Regions from separate parts of the Homo sapiens genome. Here region 1 is linked to region 2. Evidence: chromatin loops called from intact Hi-C (ENCODE). Cell type or tissue: endothelial cell of umbilical vein. All regions are shown on one strand. Each heading gives the region's core, and the rest is flanking DNA. Links, peaks and the distances in the headings are about the cores only. Region 1 holds the start of UNKL-AS1 (UNKL antisense RNA 1). Region 2 overlaps IFT140 (intraflagellar transport 140).

The links. A loop is a pair of places that touch in the nucleus more often than their neighbours do. Peaks named below come from ENCODE experiments on the same cell type or tissue, not always from the same donor. Only the 100,000 strongest peaks of a DNase experiment are listed, where the experiment ranks them.
Region 1: a loop joins it to region 2, with 3 times the contacts of the local background. A loop is called at or near these places in 3 of 110 quality-filtered maps.

Annotation. Positions count from the first base shown.
Region 1 is chr16:1,402,556-1,414,058 of GRCh38, reverse strand. It overlaps UNKL (unk like zinc finger), which reads left to right. Exons shown (of 15, transcript NM_001372107.1): 2 at 4-213; 3 at 10,715-10,891. It overlaps UNKL-AS1 (UNKL antisense RNA 1), which reads right to left and starts at 5,665. Exons shown (of 2, transcript NR_188570.1): 1 at 5,167-5,665; 2 at 1,808-2,130. RefSeq lists silencers at 211-360, 5,242-5,391, 5,662-5,731, 5,782-5,831, 5,710-5,887 and an enhancer at 1-454. In endothelial cell of umbilical vein, for the core only: no CTCF peak of the experiment used is centred there; a DNase peak (open chromatin) is centred at 5,808; H3K4me3 peaks cover 468 bases.
Region 2 is chr16:1,537,223-1,548,725 of GRCh38, reverse strand. All of the region lies in intron 19 of IFT140 (intraflagellar transport 140), which reads left to right. It overlaps TMEM204 (transmembrane protein 204), which reads right to left. Exons shown (of 3, transcript NM_024600.6): 2 at 6,650-6,805. Among named protein-coding and RNA genes, the nearest start is that of TMEM204, 9.3 kb to the right of the region's middle. RefSeq lists an enhancer at 5,603-6,305. In endothelial cell of umbilical vein, for the core only: a CTCF peak has its summit at 5,477; DNase peaks (open chromatin) are centred at 5,005 and 5,325; H3K27ac peaks cover 2,883 bases.

The sequences.
Region 1 (11,503 bases), core at 3,439-8,438, 130 kb after region 2:
TAGGTACCTGAAGGAGTTCAGGACGGAGCAGTGCCCCCTGTTTTCACAGCACAAGTGCGCGCAGCACCGGCCGTTCACCTGCTTCCACTGGCACTTCCTCAACCAGCGGCGCCGCAGGCCCCTCCGCAGGCGCGACGGCACCTTCAACTACAGCCCCGACGTGTACTGCTCCAAGTACAACGAAGCCACCGGCGTGTGCCCCGACGGCGACGAGTAAGCGGCCGCGAGGGGGCGCCGCTGCCTGGGCGGAGGTGGGGGGCCTCCACCCGGGGATGCGGCCGGGACCCTCAGCGGACGCCTTAGTGTCCATACCTGGCCCCTGCAGAGGGAGTCGTAATTATACGCTGAAATTTTCTAGTGACCAGGGATGCTGGGGCGGCATTTCCTATTCTCAGGCCAGTTCCCGAGGGATTATGTGTGTTTTAGGGGTAACCCTTGTGTGACTCAAACCAATTTTGCTTCACCTCCCACTTTTTTTTGTTTGTTTTTTGAGACGGAGTTTCACTCTTGTTGCTCTGGCTGGAGTGCAATGGCATGATCTCGGCTCACTGCAGCCTCTACCTCCCAGGTTCAAGTGATTCTCCTGCCTCAGCCTCCGGAGTAGCTGGGATTACAGGCATGTGCCACCATGCCCAGCTAATTTTTTATTTTTAGTAGAGACAGGGTTTCTCCATGTTGGTTAGGCTTGTCTCGAACTCCCAACCTCAGGTGATCCACCCACCTCGGCCTCCCAAAGTGCTGGGATGACAGGCATGAGCCACCGTACCCGGCCCCACTTTTTTTTTTTTTTTTTTTTTTTTTTTTTTTTTTTTTTTGAGACAGGGTCTTGCTCTGTCGCTGGGGCTGGAGTGCAATGATAGGATACGGCTCACTGCAGCCACCAACTCCTAGGCTCAAGTGATCTTCCCTTCTCAGCCTCCCAAGTAGCTGGGACTACAGGCTCATGCCATGCCAGCTAATTTTGCATAGTTTTTGTAGGGATGGGGTCTCACTACATTGCCCAGGCTGGTCTTGAACTTCTGGGCTCAAGCAATCCTCCTGCTTCAGCCTCCCAAAGTGCTGGGATTCCAGGTGTGAGCCACTGTGCCTAGCTGTTTCCCACTCTGATTTGACACAGTTCCTGCATGAGAACCAACCTCTGGCCAAGTGCCTTGTTTTGTGTTTCTATAGAGACAGGGTTCTTGCTGTAGCCTGGTCTGGTCTCAACCTCCTGGGCACAGCGATCCTCCCTCCTTGGCCTCCCAAAGTACTGGGATTCCAGGCATGATCCACTGCGCCCGGCCAGGTTTTGAAGCGTTTTGTAGTGGTCGGTTGCTTTCCACACAGAGAGCTTGTTAGAATATTCACGCTGTAGAATATATCTGGGATGTTTCGTCTCTTGATGTTTACGTATTTATTTTAATTTTAAGACAGTAAAGTTTTTATGTGCAGGCTCATTTATGTAGCATCGAGACTGAGTCTCGCTCTGTCACCCAGGTTGGAGTGCAGTGACTTGATCTTGGCTCACGGCAACCTCTGCCTTGTGCAGGTTTAAGTGACCTGCCTCAGCCTCCTGAATAGCTGGGATTACAGGCACCCGCCACCACGCCTAGCTAAGTTTTTGTATTTTTAATAGAGTTGAGGTTTCGCCATGTTGGCGAGGCTGGTCTCGAACTCCTGACCTCAGGTGATTCTCCCTCCTTGGCCTCCCAAAGTGCTGGGATTACAGGCGTGAGCCACCACGCCTGGCCCCTATGTAGCACTTTTAAAGTTAAGAAATCAAGGTTTTGTTTTGGTTGATTTTTTTCTTTTTTTACAAGGTTCCTAATAGTGTTATGAACAGATGTCTTTATTCTGAAGTATGCAAAATGGGAAAACAGGGAAAATACAAGTCAGATTATATATTCACAGACTGGCGGGAGGTGGTATCAGGTTCTACTTGCTTCCTGTGGGCTGCTGGCGGAGGGTGGAGGGCGGAGGGTGGTCCATTCCTGCCTAGGGGTGAGACAGCAGCAGTTGCGGTCTTGAAGTCTTCATCCCCTGATCTTTTGGAAGGAGCTGATTCTCCAGGGACCTTCCTGTTGAAGGCTGCTTTCAGCACGGAGATCCTTGTGAAGTCTGTTTTCCTTTATTTTTTCAACAGTGCTTAGCCTAGGCGATAAATTAAAAAAAATTTTTTTTAAGGACGCTAGAAACTTTAAATACTGAAATGTTTTTAATTGTACATTAGTTAAATAGTGTTTGTTTTGTTTTTGTTTTGAGACGAAGTCTCTGTCACCCAGGCTGGAGTGCAGTGGCGCCATCTCAGCTCACTGCAACCTCCGCCTCCCAGGTTCAAGCGATTCTCCTGCCTCAGCCTCCCGAGTAGCTGGGATTACAGGCGCGTGCCACCACGCCCAGCTAATTTTTGTATTTTTAGTAGAGACGGGATTTCTACATGTTGGTCAGGCTGGTCTTGAACTTCTGACCTCGTGATCTGCCCGCCTCGGCGTCCCAAAGTGCTGGGATTACAGGCATGAGCCACCGCGCCCGGCTGTTTTTGTTTTTTGAGACAGGGTCTTGCTCTGTGCCCTGGGCTGGAGTGCAGGGGCATGAACACGGCTCACTGCAACTTGAACCTCCAGGGCTCAAACCATCTTCCTGCCTCAGCCTCCTGAGCAGCTGGGACCACAGGAGTGCTCTATCACTCCTGGCTAATTTATTTTATTTTATTTATTATTTTGTTTTTGAGACCGAGTCTCACTCTGGTTGCCCAGGCTGGAGTGCAGTGGTACGATCTCAGCTCATTGCAGCCTCTACCTCCTGGGCTCAAGTGATTCTCCCACTTCAGCCTCTGGAGCTATAGACTCTCTACACCACGCCTGGCTAATTGTTTTTGTATTTTTAGTAGAGAAGGGGTTTTGCTACATTGTCCAGGCTGGTCTCAGTCTCAAACTCCTGGACCCAAGAGATCCTCCCACCGCAGCCTCCCAGAGTGCTAGGATTACAGGTGTGAGCCACCACACACCTCGGCTCATTTTTAATTTTTTTGTAGAGATGGAGTCTCGCTGTGTTACCCGGCCTCAAGCGATCTTCCCACCTTGGCCTCTCCAACGTGCAGGGATTATAGGTGCAAACCACCACACCCGGCCATAGTGTTGTTAAGGCAGGTTGATGCCTAAACTTGAAATAATGTAGTCAGCCCATTTTGGTTAGGATGGTGATGTACTTCAAGGCGGTTCTGAAAGTGCATAATTGAATTGGTTTTTAAGCCACTGTTTTCCGCAAATGGGGCTTTCAAAGGCAGGTATTTGTCTAGTTGATGTCTGGGCTCAGCCCCTGATTTCCCTTGGTCAAGCCCCTTATCTGCCCAGACCTGGGATCCTGAGTTGCAAGTAGGGCCACTGCTGCTTAACTCTGGTGTGGGGGTCCTGGAAGTGTGAAGACGAGCACCCAGCCTGTCTGACCCCACTCCAGTGTTGAATACAGGGCACTGATTGGCAGCACTCTATGTCACCCAGGCTGGAGTGCAGTGGCGTGATCTCGGCTCACCGCAACCTCTACCTCCCGGGTTCAAGCGATTCTCCTGCCTCAGCCTCCCAAGTAGCTGGGATTACAGGCATGTGCCACCACGCCCGGTTAATTTTGTATTTTTAGTAGAGATGGGGTTTCTCCATGTTGGTCAGGCTGGTCTCGAACTCCTGACCTCAGGTGATCCACCCGCCTCGGCCTCCCAAAGTGCTGGGATTACAGGCATGGGCCACCGTGCCTGGCCAGGTGATGCTTTTAATGCATAAAGATAAAGCATCTTTTTCTCTCTTTTTTTTTTTTTTCTGAGACAGGGTCTTGCTTTGTCACCCAGGCTGGAGTGCAGTGGTGCCATTACAGCCCACTGCAGCCTCGACCTCCCGGACTTAAGCAGTCCTCCCACCTTAGCCTCCCAAAGTGCTGGGATTACAGGTGTGCAGCCCTGCACCCGGCGAGAAAGCATCTTTTCATAACTGTTTCTTTTTTTGGAGATGGAGTCTCGCTCTCGCTTTATCTACCAGACTGGAGTGAAGTGGTGCGATCTGGGCTCCTGTATCCTCTGCCTCCTGGGTTCAAGCAATTATTGTACCTCAGCCTCCTGAGTAGCTGGGATTACAGGCGTGTGCCACCATGCCTGGCTAATTTTTGTGTTTTTAGTAGAGATGGGTTTCACCATGTTGGCCAGGCTGGTCTTGAACTCCTGACCTCAGGTGATCCGCTAGCCTTGGCCTCCAAAAGTGCTGGGATTACAGACATGAGCCACCGCGCCCGGCCTCATAAGTTTTTGTTGCGGAGTCTGGGTGTCTTGGTGTGGACTCAGCCTCACTGCTAGGCACAGGGTGGTATCCAGTTCTTACAGGGATGGACAGTGCTGTAGTAAGCGCCTGCCTCTAGGTGGTCACTTCAAGCTGTGCTCAAGTAGCAGTTCCATAACATCATTACAAAAATATTAGCCTGCTGTCTGAATGGCTTACAGTTTATAATTGAGGGTGGTAAGTGGGGCTAAGATGCCTGTTTGGTGTTTTGTTTTGGATACCTGGGTATATGCACACATAGTAAGGAAATTTCCTTATTTTATTTAAGATTTTGTTTGTAGCGTGTGAATGACTTGCTTCGACCGGCCCTTTAGGAAGTGTCTGACAGGCTGCCTCCCCTGAGATCTCTCCTCCATAATTATCCTTCATTCCACGGGAGTGGGACTTTCTCATCGCTGAACAAAGGGAATAGCCAGTTTGTCCTATTGAAGTACCCGTTCTGGTTCTCATTAAGGGTTGCCTCGGAATTTGTAAATAAAGGAACGTTCAGAATAAGGACAGGGCCTTCCTTTTCTTTAGTTCATTGGTTTTTAAAATTTCTATTTTGGCTGGGCGCGGTGGCTCACGCCTGTAATCCCAGCACTTTGGGAGGCCGAGGCGGGCAGATCACGAGGTCGGGAGATCGAGACCATCCTACATGGTGAAACCCCGTCTCTACTAAAAATACAGAAAAATTAGCTGGGCATGGTGGCGGGCACCTGTAGTCCCAGCTACTTGGGAGGCTGAGGCAGGAGAATGGCGTGAACGTGGGAGGCGGAGGTTGCAGTGAGCCGAGATCGCGCCACTGCACTCCAGCCTTGGCGACAGAGCAAGACTCAAAAAAAAAAAAAAAGAAATTTCTATTTTGGGTGTTGATACTACCAACCTGTTATTTTACACATGAATGTGTATCAGAGAGCAGAGACCCTTAGCCCGTATCAGGCGTTGCTCTTGGTTGTGGCTGGAGGTGCTGGGGCTGAGCTGTGGGGCAGAGCAGGACTGGGACCCCAGGAGGGCCCCCCGCTGCTGGCGTCTCCTTTCCACGGCAGGCTGGCACCTCGCTCCACCCCTGCCTGCTCAGTTGCTGCCTCTGTCAGCCCCCCCTGGGGGCAGCCCCACCGGTACCAGCTCCTGCGGACGCCTCTGCCGTCACCCCTCCCTCCGTGGAGGGTGACCTCCTACAGCCCCTGCTGTCATCTCTTCTCTCTTCCTCATCCTATGGCTCCCCAGGTCACTTCTCGGCGTCCTCTATCCTCTGTGGGCACCCCCTCCGGTGCCTGCCCCCGTGGGTGCCCCCACTGTGCACCCTTTCCTAGGTGGGTGGCTGCCCCTTGTTGCACCCCACGCCGTGCCGGTCCTGTGGGCATCAGCGTGATCTCGGCCCCGCCCCGCCCCGCTCGGGAAAGGCCTTTTGTTCCGCGCGACACGCCCCTCCGCTGCGCGCCCGCGATTGGCTGTCCCGGGTCACGTGTGAAGCCCCGCCCCCGTGGGAACCGTCCTGGTCGTTGGGGGGGGGGGCAGCTCCCATGTGGGCGTGGCCTTGAGGCCCCGGGGGTGTAGCTGAGGGGCAGGCGCTTGCTTTTCTCTTTAAACAGATTGCGGTAAAGAAATAGAAAAGGCGCCCCGCGGGACCCCGGGCCTCTCCAGGGTCCATCTTTTTTTTGTTTTTCTTTTGAGCCAGGGTCTGGCTCTGTCTCCCAGGCTGGAGTGCCGTGGCTCGATCTTGGCTCACTGCAACCTCTGCCTCCTGGACTCAGCTGATCCTCGTGCCTCAGCCTCCGGAGTACCCAAGCGATCCATATGCCTAGGCTTCCCAGAGTCCTGAGATTACAGGCCTGAGGCACCATGCCCAGCCTCTAGGCCCATTTTCATTGGGAAAAAAAAATACACGTGGCCTGCAGCTGTGTAGCCACAGAACGAGTGGCCATCTGCCAGCCCACCCCTGTCCAGAAGAGCGCTCCTGCACTGTGGCCCTGCAGCCACCCTGGGTCTCGTTCTCAGAAAAAACAGGCTTGCCCCATTCCTGTGGTGCCACTTTTCCAGATTGACACACAGACACAGGTTTGTCCTTTTTTTTTTTTTTTTGACAGGGCCTCACTCTGTCGCCCAGGCTGGAGTGCAGTGGTGTGATCTTGGCTCAGTGCAACCTCAACCTCCTGAGCTCAAGTGATCCTCCCACCTCAGCCTCCAAAGTAGCTGGGACCATAGGCGCACACCACCACGCCCAGCTGAATTTTTGTATTTTTTGTAGGGGTGGGGTCTTGCTGGTTTCGAACTCCTGGGCTCAAGTAATCCACCCACCTCTCCTCCCAAAGTGCTGGGATTACAGGAATGAGCCACTGCGCCCGGCCTCTGTCTTCTTTCCAGAGCTCTGTTTGGCGGTGTCACCTGACAGACCTGACACTTCCCGCTTGCCCTGTGCGCCTCCCCAGGCCTCTGTCGTCCGGCAGGTGCAGAACTCCTGTCTGGATGGGTCCGGGGTGTGCCTAGCTGGGTCTCCACTGTGCATTCTGTGAGTAACTGGTGGGAGGAGAAACTTTTCCAAGTATCCATTTCTAAGATTAACTGTTGCTGCTTGTATCTGGCGGGTCTGGAGTCTGATCTTTTTTTTTTCTTTCTTTCTTTTTTTTGAGATCGAGTCTCCCTCTGTCACCCAGGCTGGAGTGCAGTGACACGATCTCGGCTCACTGCAGCATCCACCTCCCGGGTTCAAGTGATTCTCCTGCCTCAACCTCCCGAGTAGCTGGGATTACAGGCGTGCGCCACCATGCCCAACTAATTTTTGTGTATGTGTGTATTTTTAGTAGAGATGGGGTTTCACCATGTTGGCCAGGCTGATCTCTTAACTCCTGACCTCAGGTGGTCCACCTGCCTCAGCCTCCCAAAGTTCTGGAATGACAGGCGTGAGCCACTGTGCCCGGCCAGGAGTCTGATCTTTCTATTAAAAGATCCTCTTGCAATATTTAATTTTAAAATGTTGAATGCCTTAGGACCTAAGGCGTAGGTGAAAGTTCCACTCACTTCAGGGTGTGTAGAATTTGCTGTTTAAACTGATCTCATGATGAGCTTGGGCTTTGGGAGCAAGAGGAAAGCCCACGGCCGGCCTGGGACGTGCGAGCAGTCTTTAAAACTCAGAGGCATCCGGGTGCAGTGGCTCATACCTGCAGTCCAAATACTTCAGGAGGCCTAGGCAAGTGGATCGCTTGAGCCCAGGAGTTTGGGACCAGCCTGGGAAACAGCAAGATTCTGTCTCTACAAAAAAATTAGGCCGGGCGCGGTGGCTCACGCCTGTAATCCCAGCACTTTGGGATGCCAAGGCAGGCGGATCACCTGATGTCAGGAGTTCAAGACCAGCCTGGTCAACATGGTGAAACCCTGTCTCTACTAAATATACAAAAATTAGCCAGGCATGGTGGCAGGTGCCTGTAATCCCAGTTACTCGGGAGGCTGAGGCAGGAGAATCGCTTAAACGCAGGAGGCAGAGGTTGCAGTGAGCTGAGATTGTGCCACTGCACTCCGGCCTGGGCAACAGTGAGACTCTGTCTCAAAAAAAAAAAAAATTAGCAATATAGCCCGGCATGGGAGTACGCCTGTTCCTCCCATCACCCCCAGCTGTTTCAGTGCTGTGCTCTGGGCCCCCCACCTATGCCTGCGTCCTTAAGCTGGAAGGGAGTCGTGTACACTGCCTGTCTCCTAAGCCCGGTGGTTCTCGCACGTTCCCTGGGAACCAGCCGGCAGTGCAGATCCACGGGCCTCGTCCACACCAGCTGGGGGGACCACATGGGCCACGGGCCTCCTAGGTGATTTTGATGCATGTGGCTCGCAGTCTCGAGAATGTGTTAAGGGGGTCTGGTGGACCCTCCTTGGGTTCAGGTGAGAGCTTCCTGAGGGAAGGGCAGCTTCTTGCACTCCAGGATCTGGCTGCCTCCTATCCTCTGGTCTCGGTGGGTCCAGGGCATTGGAGCGTGAGGCAGAGCGGTGCCCATGTGCTGGGTGTAATCACGTGGCTCTGCTCACTGATTGTCTCGGATGAGTTTGAGAACCGTGTTTGTCACCCGACCCCCGGGGGCTCGTGCGTCCCCTCCTTGGGCATCCGTGAGCAATGGCTCTGTGCTTTCTCTTAGGTATTCCCTCTCACCTCCTAGGTGTCCGTAAGAGTAAGGCATTTTCTTAAAACTTTTTCCAGTTTCTTTTTTTTTTTTGAGATGGAGTTTTGCCCTTGTCACCCAGCCTGGAGTACAGTGGCGCGATCTCGGTTCACTGCAACCCCCGCCTCCCGGGTTCAAGTAATTCCCTGCCTCAGCCTCCCGAGTAGCTGGGATTATAAGCGCCTGCTATCATGCCCGGCTAAATTTTGTATTTTTAGTAGACCAGCCAGGCTGGTCTTGAACTCTTGAGCTCGTGATCCACCCGCCTTGGCCTTCCAAAGTTCTGGGATCACAGGCGTGAGCCACTGTACCCAGCTGCCTGGCTGGCTGCCTGCCTTCCTTCCTTTCTCCCTCCCTCCCTCCCTGTCTTTCTTTCCTCTCCCTCCCTCCCTTCCTTCCTCGCCTCCTTTTTTTTTTTTTTTTTTTTTTTTTTTTTGAGACAGGGTCTTGCTCTGTTGCCCATGCTGAAGTGTGGTGGCACAATCACGACTCACTGCAGCCTTGGCCTTTTGGGCTTTAAGCGATCCTCCCTCCTCAGCCTCCCAAGTAGCTGGGACCACAGGTGTCCACCACCACGCCGGGCTAATTTTTAAATTTGTTGTAGAGATGGGGACTCACCATGTTGCCCAGGCTAGTCTTGAACCCCTAGCCTCAAGCAATCCTCCTGTCTCTGCCCCCCAAAGTGCTGGGATTACAGATGTCAGCCAGTGTGCCAGTCCTTCCTTCTAAGTCTGAAAAATACCCCACTGTGTGGCTGGAAGCCCGCGTTTACCCCATTGTGTGGATAGAAGCCCACGTTTACCCTGTCTTGTGGACGGAAGCCTGCGTGTACCCCGTCACGTGGATGGAAGCCCGCATTAACCATGTTGTGTGGATGGAAGCCCGCGCTTTCCTTATTGACTCCATTGGCGCCCACTTGGGTGGTTTCTGCCTCTTGGCTCTTGCGAATGACGCTGCTGTGAACATGGGTGTGCAGGTGTCTCCTGAAGACCCTGCCTCCAGGTTTTTTGGATGTGTACTTAGGAGCAGGATCGCTGGGTACCAAGGTAGCGTTGTAATTTGACTTTTGCTTGGCTGGCTCCTGGGGACCCTGAGAGCCAGCCAGGCACCCCTTCTTCTGCCTCTGTCGACCCTCAGCTTTCAGTGTCTGGCACATCACAGGTGCCCAGCGGAGCCTGGGTCGGCCTCTCTGAACTCTGTGTCTCTGTTTCCTGACCTTAGAGGATGGGGCTAGACCTGGTGTTGCTGAATCGCTCTTGGTCCCCAGCCATCCCTGGCTGGAGCTCCTAGTGCCCAGGCTGCAGCCCTGTGCACAGTGAGGTGGGCGGGGCCCTCACGGAGCTCCCCAGTTGGAGCTGGAGGTGAAGGTTTCAGTCCTTACATTTGGGGGCCTGCAGTGACGGCCCATGTCATCCTCTGCCTTGGCCCTTGGGCCACTCAGGGTGATTCTGTGACCAGCCAGGGCTCGACACCATTGATGACTCAGGGTCCTCTGTGCGTCCCTTTGCCTCCTTCTGGAGTGACCTACCTGGAGGCGCCCAGGAATGCCAGAGCGGTTTGTGTCGTCTCCTTGTCTCCGTCGCTGCTGCCTGCCTATGACTTGAGCCTTGGCAGCTGCTTCCCCTCTCCACTGCACCCCATCGTGCTTCAGGAGCTGCCTGTGACTCCCCAGGAGCATGGCTCTGGGCCTGCAGGTGGCCCATGGGATGGTGATGCTACCTCACCTGTGTTCCCCACCACGCCATCTGCCGCCTCTTCTGCCCATCCCCCTCGTGTCCCCCAAGCCGCGTCCAGGGCCCTGTGCTTGTTCCCTCCCCTACCTCCCTCCTGGGGTCCCTGAAAGCAGCAGGACGCTGGGCAGGAGGGGCCCCCACTTTGTGACTGCGACGGGTAAGGAAGGTGACGCAGCCTGCGTGCAGGGCATGAACTCTCATTCCCACACAGGTTTAAAGGTTTATTTGGAACATTAGGAAGGATGAGCTTTGTGGAAATTCAGCATTGTGTTTCCTGCTGTGTTTGGCTGACTGGGGGTTTGCGATGGTCTGTGTTTCTTACTGTGTTTGACTGGTTGACTGGGGGTTTGCGGTGGTCTGTGTACCTGGGCGGTTCCACATTTGGGGACAGGTGCTGCGTCCAGTGTGTCCGTCCTTCTGATTAGAACAGGAATCTGGAAGAAGGGAAGGGAATTCACTGCTTGCCACGTGCTGACAGGGCGTGGACCCAGGGAGCTTAGGGCTGCCTCTGGGTCCATGATAACCAGGCATTGCGTGCCTCTCTGCTCCCCAGGTGTCCCTACCTGCACCGGACGACGGGGGACACAGAACGCAAGTACCACCTGCGTTACTACAAAACAGGAACCTGCATCCACGAGACAGACGCACGTGGCCACTGCGTGAAGAATGGGCTGCACTGTGCCTTCGCGCACGGCCCCCTGGACCTGCGGCCGCCCGTGTGTGACGTCAGGTGAGTGGGCATCCACGAGTGGGCACTTGGCCTGCCTGCTGCTGTGGGCTCTGCTGGATGAGCAGGAACTCGGCAAGTGGCTCGCCTCCCTGCTGCTGCAGGCTCTGCTGGCCCAAATCTCTCTCCTCCAGAATTTCTTTCTGAGTCTGGATGTTAGTCCTTTTTTTGCTTTTTTTGAGACGGATTCTCGTTCTGTCACCCAGGCTGGAGTGCAGCGGCGCGATCTCAGCTCACTGCAAGCCCTGCCTCCTGGGTTCACACCATTCTCCTGCCTCCGCTGCCCGAGTAGCTGGGACTACAGGTGACCACCACCACGCCCAGCTAATTTTTTTTTTTTTTGTATGTTTAGTAGAGATGGGGTTTCACCATGTTAGTCAGGATGGTCTCGATTTCCTGACCTTGTGATCCACCCACGTTGGCTTCCCAAAGTGCTGGGATTACAGTGAGCCACTGCGCCTGGCCTCTGGATGTTATTTCTTTCTTTTCTTTTCTTTTTTTGTTTTTTGAGATGGAATCTCGCTCTGTTACCCAGGCTGGAGTGCAGTGGCGTGATCTTGGCTCACTGCAACGTCTACCTCCTGGGTTCACGCCATTCTCGTGCCTCAGCCTCCC
Region 2 (11,503 bases), core at 3,439-8,438:
CTACGTGGGGGAGATGGGAAGGGGTGGAAGGAGACAGGGCTGGGGCTGGCCCTAAACCTTTGAGTTTTCCATTCTCCCACCATCTTTATATTAAGATTCCCTCTCTCCTCATTGTCCTGTTTCCTGAAGACTTTTCTCCCAAAACTTCAATCATGTTCATCAGTTTGTCTAGAAACAAATGTAAGGGAAGAGTTTTAGCAAACACGAAATTCTGCCCATGGAATCAATTCCATTTCATGAAGTTGTGTTGCCAAAGCAAACAACCTCTTCCTGTGAGCCGCCCGGACAGTGTGAATTACAGCTCTGCAGCCCAGCCAGCCCTTTCCCCTCTCCTTTCCTTCCTGCGGCTTCTTGGGGCTTCAGCTTCTGTCACAGGCCTTCCTTTTGGAATGGCTGTCACACATGCACACAGGTGGCAGAGTGGAAAGACCCCAGGGCTGACCCCTGATGCTCTTCGTACAGCTGCAGAGCTAGCAAACTGGGTGCAACTGGCTCTAAAGAGAATCTATGCGGAGCAGACGGCCCCCTGGCCACCTCAAGTCCCTGCTGGGGCTGGCATTTCCCACCTGTGAGCAACAAGATGACGGTGACCCAAACAATCCTCTCTAGAGGGAGAGGCCCTGGGAGGGAAGAGCGAGAGGCTCCGAAGCTCTCAACAGCCAAAGTTGGAAGGGAAAGAAGAGACGAAGGGACATAAACTGATGCCTGGGGAGTGGGTACCAAAGACAGGCAAGCGAGCTATCCAGACCAGGCTGATTGCAGTGGCCCACACCTTCATCCTAGCACTTTGAGAGGCTGAAGCGGGAGGATCACTTGAGCCCAGGAGTGTGAGACCAGCCTGGGCAACGTGGCAAGACCCCATCTATGCTTTAAGAAATAAATAGATGATTTGCCAGGCACAGTGACTCACGCCTGTAATCCCAGCGCTGTGGGAGGCCAAGGTGGGTGGATCACCTGAGGTCAGAAGCTTGAGACCAGCCTGGCCAACATGGTGAAACCCCATCTCTACCAAAAATACAAAAATTAGCTGGGCATGGTGGCTCATGCCTGTAGTCCAGCTACTCGGGAGGCTGAGGCAGGAGAATCACTTGAACCTGGGAGGCGGAACTTATATTGAACCCAGATTGCACCACTGCACTCCAGGCTGGGTATCGGAGTGAGACCCTATCTCGAATAAATAAATAATCCAGACCAAGCAAAGAACCGGGTTATTGTAAATAACAAAAAAGTGTATATTTCCACGAGACGATTCCCAAGTCTAAGAGAACAGCAGACTTTCTCACCAGCGAGCAAGATTCCATGTCAGTGAGTATCAACCCTGCTGGCCATTTAAGGACTGATAAAGTCAGCGTCTCCAGGAAAACCTAAATGCCATTTTGAAGGCAGTTCAGAATAAAACACGAAGAGCGGACTTCTACAAGTCAGCTTCTCAGTGTGTCACGGGGCATCGGGACGGACCAGTGCCATCCATGGTGCCCTTTCTAGTGTCCTTCTGGTGCCCCGATGTCATGTCCAGGGAATTTTGGGTTATATGCCACCATTTTCCAAAAAGGATTGGAAGTCATTTATACAAATTACAAGGTAATGGGGAGTGGGAAAGAGGGACTGTTTCAAGGAAGAAGCAGGCGAGAAGCCTTCGGCATCATGCCCACCTCTCTGGCACCAAAACAAGGGGAAACCCAGCTAAGCCCAGCATACTTATAGCAAAGATGCCACAGGTCCCCACACGGATGCAGAGAGTGTCATGTGAGCACCGACTGGGGGACGGCGGGGACTTCACTGGCTTGACCCCATTGCATGGCCACGACCTCCTCATGCTAGCCCAAGTAAGACAGCACAGCTGCCCTGGGGCTCCAGCAACAGCTGAGGAGTTGCCCATTGAAGATATGACTCAACCCAAGTACAGAGCTCTGCAGGGCTGCTGGATCAAACCACCGAAAAGTGTTCTCTTCAGGCCGGGCTCAGGACAGCAGACCCTGAGGCCCGGGCCCTGTGTGAAAGCCAGAGCTGCGGGCGGGAGGGCCCTGCTCCATGAACGGATCCTGGCAGTGTTCTTGCCAAGAGGACAGTTTGCGCCCCCGAGGGAGACAGGCCTAGGTGGGGAGCACAGGTGCTGCACCAGGGAGCACGTGGGATGCGCCTCGGGCCTGAAGCTTCTCAGCATGCATGTTACCCAGCAGGGCTTCAGAGAGACGCTGGAATAACAGCTGCGAGCATTGCTGACGAGGGCACATCTGTGCGCTGGAGTGGTCACTCTCCACTGCACAGATCACACCAGGGGAAGGGGGGCTCGTCCAGGCACTCACAGCTGACCAGGGGCAGAGCCAGGAGCAGAACCCAGGCCACCTGCTCTGGGCTCCTGCAGAACCAGCCAGCGATCCAGCTGGGAAACACCTGAGGGCTCGGAGCATCCTCAGGCACCGGAGAGTGCCAGGGAGCCTCCCGGCCTAGGCTGCCTGCAGAAGTCGCCCTCAGCCTTGTGCCACTCAGGCGTCAGGTGCCAGGGTCATGCTGTGGCTGCAGCCATCAGAGGCTGTAATGACCTTTTACCTTCCATTGGCAACTTGCCCTGACCCCCTTCAATACTCCTTTCCCTCTCTGCCCGTGCCTATCTGCACAAATCAACAAGACCACAGACTGTGAAAGAACAGAGGTGCAGTGCAGAGAAAAGAGGCCACGAGGAGGAGAGGGGAGAAGCTAGGGGTCTGTGGAGTGAGCAGAATGCAAGCTCTGAATAGAATGCCAAGGGCAGCGGCAGCCAAGCCAGGACAGTGGGGTCCCCGCACATTTCAGCTGCTCTCTCTGGGTGTCAGAGCAGGGAAGAGGGAGCCTTGAGGGGCGAGGAGGGTGGTCCCTTTGCAGACCCAGACGTCGTGCTGAGCATGGCACTGAGCCCAGAAACATTCATGGAGCGAGAGCAAAAGCACAGGCCCCATCGCCTCTCTTTGGAGCTGACAAGGAGCCTTCCTTTCAGTGTGCTGCACTCTGGCTTTCCAGGGTATTCCAGCCTCCCCATAATTCCATGTACTTTTCCTCCTTTCATGAGCATCTTCTCTCCCCACTGCCCACCCCACCTCTGCCGAGCCCTGGGATCGAGGTTCACTTGCATAACAGGTAATAGCAGGCGTTTCCTTGTCCTGTGACAGGACATCCTGGCGCCCTTCAGTCTCTCCCTGACTGTTTAAAACAGACGCGAGTACAGGAAAAAAAACCCGACTCTAAAATTAGCAACATGATAGAAGAAAGGCACATAGCTACTTTCTGTCCTGTTTGTCAATGAAACAAGTCTAAACAGGGCCAAAATGCATTTCCTTTTTGGGCAAAACAGACCCGTTAGGGGTGATGGTTGGACACTGAGGGGGAGAGGTGGCCTGTGGGGGCAAGAAAAGCCACCGAGACACCAGGGGCCCTCTTGGTGCTGCTGGCCCTCGCCCTGGTGCCTGCCGTTCTGGCGGTTGTTGAACAGAGCCTGGTCCAACCTTGTCAGAGGTCGTGTTGGAGCACAGTCCCGCCCCCGCCACCATCCCTCCTGACCAGGACAGGCCTCCGAAGGCCTCCAGCCCTGTCCCCCGGGAATGCTGTAAGACAGCTCGGTTTAGTCCATCAGGGTGCTCGCCCCCATGTGTGATTTTTTAAAATACATTTAGAAACACTATCTTGTCCTGAAATAAGATTTTGCAGGAAGTAAGCTGTCATTTTCGACATGCCAAATCCACAGTAGTCCTAATAATTCTAAACAAGAGTTTCAAGGAGATTTATTAAGAAATGCAGTGATCTGGGCCGGGTGCCGTGGCTCACGCTTGTAATCCCAGCACTTTGGGAGGCCGAGGCGGGCGGATCACAAGGTCAGGAGATCGAGACCATCCTGGCTAACACGGTGAAACCCCGTCTCTACTAAAAATACAAAAAATTAGCCAGGCGTGGTGGCGGGTGCCTGTAGTCCCAGCTACTCGGGAGGCTGAGGCAGGAGAATGGCGTGAACCCGGGAGGCGGAGCTTGCAGTGAGCCGAGATCGCGCCACTGCACTCCAGCCTGGGCCACAGGGCGAGACTCCATCTCAAAAAAAGAAAAAAAAGAAAAAGAAATGCAGTGATCCAGCTGGGCGCAGTAGCACACGTTTGTAATTCCAGCACTTTGGGAGGCTGAGGTGGGTGGATCACCTGAGATCAGGAGTTCGAGACCAGCTGGACCAACATGGTGAAACCCCGTCTCTACTAAAAACACAAAAATTAGTGGGGCGTGGCCAGGCGCGGTGGCTCACGCCTATAATCCTAGCACTTTGGGAGGCCAAGGTGGGCGGATCACGAGGTCAGGAGATCGAGACCATCCTGGCGAACATAGTGAAACCCCATCTCTACTAAAAATACAAAAAAAATTAGCCGGGCATGGTGGCGGGCGCCTGTAGTCCCAGCTGCTCAGGAGGCTGAGGCAGGAGAATGGCGTGAACCCGGGAGGTGGAGCTTGCAGTGAGCCGAGATTGTGCCACGGCACTCCAGCCTGGGTGACAGAGTGAGACTTCGTCTCAAAAAAAAAAAAAAAAATTAGTGGGGCGTGGTGGCAGGTGCCTGCAATCCCACCTACACGGGAGGCTGAGGCAGGAGAATCGCTTGAACCCAGGAGGCAGAGGTTGCAGTGAGCCGAGATTGCGCCACTGCACTCCAGCATGGGTGACAGAGCAAGACTCCATCTCAAAAAAAAAAAAAAAAGAAATGTAGTGATCCATTGGGTTATCTTACAGAAGGAGTTATTTTCAGAATCAAAAACTATTGCTTTTGCTTTCTCTATGCCGCTAAAATATCTTTATTCTGACCCAGCATTTCCAATTACATTTTCAAAATCTTCCATTTCCTTCTTTAAGCCACGGCATTTCCGATTCCTGCACGCGGTAGAGATTGGCCATTTCAGTGAGACAGGAAAACCACTTCTCTGTTTTATGGCCCTCGGGTCAGCAGAGGGCCCCGTGGGAGCTTTCCTAGCCTGGGTACCTCGTTGAGAGTCTCATGTTTTCCCTGCAGTCATGCAGGAGGGGAGGAGGCGGAGTCAGTCCTAGGTCCCACATCCCTGTCTCATTCGTTCTTACAGTCAGTTGGGTGGGGGCAGAAATTACCCTTTTCGAAGTTGGGCATGCAGAGGCTCACGTTAGTTTAGTCATCTGCCTGACCCCACGTCGATGGTGATGGAGCCAAGACACAGCTCCAGTTCCAGGCTCCACGCCCTGTGCTCTTCCACTGAAGCCTCGAGGCCCCTCCCTTCCCGCCCCTACCCGCCAGGGGAAGTGACTTGCCCAGGGCCACGCCATGCTATTAATAGCGCTCAGAGAGCCCGGCCTGACTCGCTCAGGGCACTTTCCAGCACAGGAATACCTGCCCCCACAGTCTGTCAGCCTCCTTCTGGAAATTGTATTTCTTAAGAAAGATAAGGGCCCAGGATCATTATTCCTAGAATGATTCACTCTGGACTTCCTGCCACTTCCTCTGTGGGAACTGCAGGGCAACCTGCAGAACGCTGCACCGGCCTCGAGGAGGAGAAGGAGGGTGCGGGCAGCTCCGTGCTGGTCATGCTCAGCCATGGGCCGACATGCTCGCTTTCTCTGTGTCCCTGTCTCTGCGGGCACCGGGCTGACCTGTCCCAGTGAGCAGCAGGAGACCTGAGCCTGCCCCAGATGCCCACAGTCTTCAAACCTCTCAGTCAGCCACAGAAGACCAGCAGAGCCCCCTGGGGTCGCTGGGGGTCATGGCTGGACACTGCTGTGGCTCAAGCACTTGTCTAGAACACCGCAGGACCCTTCCATAGGTCGTTGACGACAACTCCATCACTGTCACCCTCTATGACGCCAGGTCTTCTCAAGACCTGTCCCAGGTTGCTGGGTCTAGAGCGTTGAGAGGAGGCTCTGAGCACCAATGGCCCCTCGCCTGCAAGGCCGGGCCTCCTCCCCAACTCACATGGCGGCTTGGGGAAGCCAGGGCCTCGTGATGGTCCTGCCGTCTGCATCAGTGTCCGAGCCAGGCACACAGCATGTGCTCGTGCAGGCACCTCACTGTCGGCTCAGGCAGTGTGGAACGTGCTAGCGTGTTCTCACTCTGTCTTGTCCCGCTCACGGAAAGGGCCTGCGCTGACCCCAGGCTGACCCCAGGCAGGTCCTAGGAAGCTGCGTTTATAACAGAGCACATGCCTTGGCCTTCCTAGGCCTGACCTGTTCTAGGCCTCTTAGCTGGGAAGGTCAGGGCCAGGCATGGGCTCTTCTGCCTCTGCCCAGGGGCTGCTCCCCACCAGCTGCCTCAGCATTGAGGAAGGGGCAGGACCCAGGCTGCCCCATGTGGACTGCACAAGGGCCAGTCAGCAATCAGACCCCACAGACTCAGGAAAGCAAAGTGCCTCAGCCTTTAAAGTGGAAAAGGGTGTGACAGACACGCCAGGTGGTCGCAGCCTCCCTGCTCCTTGGCCTGGGTGTGTTTCTGTCTTTCATCATTCTTGCCTACAGCAAGAGGGAGGGAGGATGCCCCATGGGGCTTCTCAGTGGCCTGTGGCCATGTTGAGAGGTATGGCCTGCAGCTTCCCCCCAGGCCACCCAAGGCCTCAGGACCCTCCTGTGGCACCAGAAGGCCACAGGGGGCAAGGGCGCGGTGGCCACACCCGCCCAGGTACTTACTCGCCAGTTGGAATGCAGCGGCCATGGCCTCCTCCCAGCACGGGGCGTCGGGTGACAGCAGGGGCAGGCCCACCAGCCCCAGGAGGAAGGTGAGCTGGCCTGCGGTGAGCGCGGCCGTGGCCACCAGGTTGCAGGCGCGCATCATGTCGAACTGCACTGTGGGCCAAGAGCAGAGAGGCAGTGGTGAGTGCAGGTGGGCTCCAGAGGCCACGCCAGCCGTCACGCCACTTTCGTGGTCTCTGTTTGCCTCGGAAAGGGCGGTCGGCACAGGCTGTGCCTCCATTGGGCAGTGGCTTCGGGAAGCATCACGCCCTCCCCCTCACCTGCCTGCAAGCCCTGGGTCCCATGTCTTCCTGATGGGAAGGGTTCATCCCAGCCGCCGGGCCTGGCTGCAGTGGTCGTATCCCTGCAGGGACGGGCCCTACTCTGCTATTTCTGTCTTCCTGAGACAGCTGTTCCTCTCTGCCTGACTTGACCCTTGAAGGCGCTGGCGTGGGGGTGGAGGTGGGAAGGGGAAGCCCACCAGCAACACCGGCTTCCCTGTCACTGAATTCACAGCATCCAAGACGAGGGCGCTGCCTGACCGGAGACTCCGCGGGGGGCCAGCTCCTCAGGCGTGCTGTCCTGCGTGCTCAGCTGCCCGACCCCCAAGCGGCTCATGGTGGTGTTCCCTCCTCCCAGCAGCTGAGGGACTTGGGACCGAGGAGAAGCAGCTCATCTGGGCCCCTCATAACCAGCAAGGGGCTGAGCAGGGGTCAGACATGGGTCTGAACCAGTGCCCCCCACCTGCCCCCCTCACCTCCTGGGGCCCCGTCACCCCATCTGCCACAAATCTTTCACTCAGTGGCTTAAGTCAGGGCCTGCTTCCCCACTCACAGCAGGCCTGTGCCCAGCCTTCTCTGTCCCCCACCTACACCTGGTTGCAGGAGCCAGGTGGGCAGGGCACATGGATGCGTGGTCAGGGGCAGATGGAGCCTTCTGTGAGTGAACTTCAGAGGGAGGTGCGTTTGTTGCCCTCAGGGACCAGGGCTCGTCACGTTTCTGTAGCAGAGAAATGTTCTCCCGCAAATAAAACCTTACACAGGGGCCCAAATGAGGTGGTGGTGAAGCAGTGTGTTCCCAGGCCCCTGCACGCTGCAGAGCAGACAATGTGTGTGCTGACAGACACTCAGCCTGGAGTCAGGGACTGCATGTGAAGCAACAGCCCCACAGAGTCCCTAGCCTGTCATCGCCATGCCTTGTTTTCTATTGAACAATATTTGGGAAATTCGATTCCCAAAACTAAGTCGTTATAAACAGTTGCACCTTTTTAAATGACTTGCCTTGAAATTTCAGGGCACTCTTCAGGTAACTGATGCAGGAATCTAAGAGGGAAGCAGCCTCACCACTCAGGAGCGGGTCCCCGCGCCCGCATCCATCACAGACACCAGAATCCAGGCTCAGGAGCAGGTCCCTGTGCCCGCATTCATCACAGACACCAGAATCCAGGGAGCAGCAGAATGTCCCAAGAGCCCTGAAGGTGCTGGCCTCTAGGGTGACTGCTGTGTGTCCTGGGTGGAGGCCGAGAGGGGATGGGGAGATCCTCAAGCTGCCTCCTCAGAGCACGCCTGTGGGAAGCCAGCCCAGCAGGGGAAGCTGTCGAGGTTCACGCGTGCACGGGGCAGGCACGCTGGCATCAAGGCTCAGGGGTGGTGGGGGATGCGGGCTGCTTTACTTCGTGAGTGTTTACGTGGTTAGAAGTATCCGTTGGAACCACTATTGCCAGTATTAGCAATTCCACACGGTTCAACCTCAACATTTATTGAAATGCAATCTGGATTCACAGAATAACCTCAAAGCTCTGGAGCCGAGGCATCTGCTTCCCACCTGGCCCTTGGGCTGGGTGCTGCTCCAGCGCTCACATCTGCCCCGGCCCCAGGCTGAGGTGGTGTGTGGGATCGTCTCAGTCTAGGCTTTCGGCGTCCCAGCATCCCTGGAGGCACACTGCTCCTCGCCACTGAGGGTCCCCCCGCCGTCCTACCCACTGTATTTCAAGCTGCTTCCCTCCACAGCGTCCCCTCCTGTCACTCGGGGCGGAGGGAGCTCTCCTTCCTGGATGCCAGGCTTTTCCACTGTGCCCGCTCCGGCCTGGGTGGCGCCCCCAGCCCTGAGACCTCCAGGGTGTGAGGGCAGTGCGCAGAGAGTGGAGGCATGAAGGACCCTGGGGCACGGGGTCCCCGGGCTGCTGAGGAGTCTGAGCAGCCAGCACATGGCACCATGAGCCTTCCGCTGGCAAGGGGGAGAGCGGAGCACGCTGCCTGCCCGCAGACAGGCAGGCACCACTGACAGGGCCATGGGAAGCGGCAGCAGCTGCCCCTCGCTCATTTTTCTCGCAGCAAAACAGACACCCCAGTGAGCGTCACTGCCACGTAACTGAGAGCTCACGTTCCTTCATCTCCAAAGTAACTGCAGAGTTAGAAACCATAGCGCTCCCGCGAGGTTCTCTCTAAAGAAGGAACAGAAGACGCGGGGGCTGAGAGCCAGCCTGGTGGCCAAGGGGTTCCCGTACGGACAGCGGGAAAGCCTGGCAGCAGGTGAGGACCTGGCTCAGCATGGGCATAGGTGGCCGTGGGGCCAGAGTGCTTGGAGGAAGGGGCAGAGCCCAGGGCACTGGAAATGCCAGAGGACAGCAGAGATGTGCTTGACCTCAGCCTGGCACCGTGCAACTTGCTGAGGCCTAAGGCGTGGGGCGGCATTTGCACCATGTGGCTTGCTGAGGCCCAAGGCATGGGACGTCACTGGCACTGTGCGGCTTGGTGAGGCCCAAGGTGTGGGGTGGCTTGGCACCGTGTGGCTTGGTGAGTCCTGAGGCTTGGGTCGGCGTTGGCACCGTGTGGCTTGGTGAGGCCCAAGGCGTGGGGCGGCGTGGCACTGTGCAGCTTGGTGAGGCCTGAGGCGTGGGGCCGTCTGGCACTCTGCAGCTTGCTGAGGCCTGAGGTGGGGGGCCATCTGGCACTGTGCAGCTTGCTGAGGCCTGAGGCGTGGGGCCATCTGGCACTGTGCAGCTTGCTGAGGCCTGAGGTGGGGGGCCGCGTGGCACCGTGCAGCTTGGTGAGGCCTGAGGTAGGGGGCGCTTTTGCCCTGGGTTTCTCACCTGCCCTAGGGCCTGTGCAGATGGGACCAGCAGGAGCCAGGGTTGAGGCAGACACTGCCCTGGCTGACTGGCAGGACCTTCCTGACTGCTCCAACGGACTCCACAGCCAGCCCCAAGCAGTGACCACGTACAGCCTGCAGGGACCGGAGTGAGGCCTGCATTTTGAGGGCGTCCTGTCCACACATTAGGGACGTGTGTGAGCTCTGGAGGCCCCTTCCAGCAGGATCTGTGGCACGGTGCTGTGCCATCTTTGCTCTTAACTGTCTTGGCAATGACTTCCATTCAGAAGCCTCTGCTTCTCTAAACATTGCAAAATGAGGGAGGCATTAAAACATCACGCAGAAGGTCATGTTCGAGAGAGGAGCAGCTCAGATTCCCTGCCCAGGGCTCTGCGCTCTGCCCTGGAGGGGAGGAAAGACCAGAATGAAGGGGGAGGAGGGATGCAGAGCTGCCCTGGGAGGAGCATAGCCCAGAATGGCATGACCGAGGTGGGCTTGAGCACCAGGCACAGCTGCACGTGTAGTTGTGGTGAGGGTGAGTGACCAAGGTTCCTGGGAGCTGGGAATAAGCAGACGCACCCCTGACCTGTCCTCTCGCCCTCAGCCCTGGCCTCTCAGCCTTCCTTCCTCGCAGCTCCAGGCACACAGCCCTGTGCCACACACCATGGCAGGGGCTCTGTGCAGCAGCCGTGCCCCACAAGCCACTCTGCAGCCTCCAAGTCCCCAGGGTGCATGGCTCACCACAAGGGCACCCACAGACCCACCGCCCTGCCAGGAAGGAGGCACTCCTGCCCGAGCCTTCCTGTCTGAGCCACGCTCCCGCCTGCCCCAAGAAAGCTGTTTGGAGCTGGCGTTCACTGCTTGGGTGTTATACGGGTTCCTGGGGTGCTGCCTGTGTGCGTGGCTCTGCGTGGCTCTGCGTGGCTGTGCGTGGTAGCAGCTGACTTTTAAAGGTGTCGGTGAGAACGTGGTTCAGCTGGGTCCTGGCCGAGCAGGGGGTGAAGCCCGGGAGCTCTGTCCTCCACCTGTATTCAGGCAGGGTCTTACGTGCCCGTTTGATGTGTGGCGGGGCATGCGTGGTGACGGAGCCACGTGGAGCCACCGGAGAGAGGGGTGGGGCTCCCCCTCAGCTAGCGCCAGGCTCTGGCTCGCCTGCCTCGAGATTCAATCACACGGTCATCTGTTCCCAAGCCACCTTGTTTCAGATGCCTGACAGAACGCACGAAATACAGAGAGATGACGTAAATATCCAAAACGAGACGAAGTGAGGAGGAGAAATTGAGACCCCCTCTGGACATGGCATGTGAGGTGGACCTCAGGCCTCCCTGGTCCCCCGAGCTCCTCACAGGGAAAGAGCACCCCTGATCCGTAATGAAAGTCCCACTCACCACAGGCCACAGGACACCCCTGGCAGGGGCACGGGAGGGCCTGAACCTGGATGAAGTCGAGACCGGGCTCCTCTGCCCTGGGTCCAGCCCTCTTTGCCCTGACCAGAGTTCAGGATGTCCGGGGCGCGTCCCCTGTCCCTCAGGCAGGCTCCTGGTGATGTTTGCGAGTGACGAGCGCTGGATGATTTTGACTCCATGTGCCCCATGGGGCAGGGCCTCAGGGCACAGAGCCGTCCGGAGACATCCACGCGGGCCTCAGCGACATCCGGAAACCCCGAGGGTGGCCTGGTGTGCGTGAGGAGGCACGCGGTGTGGCGTTGTCTTCCCTGGCCTG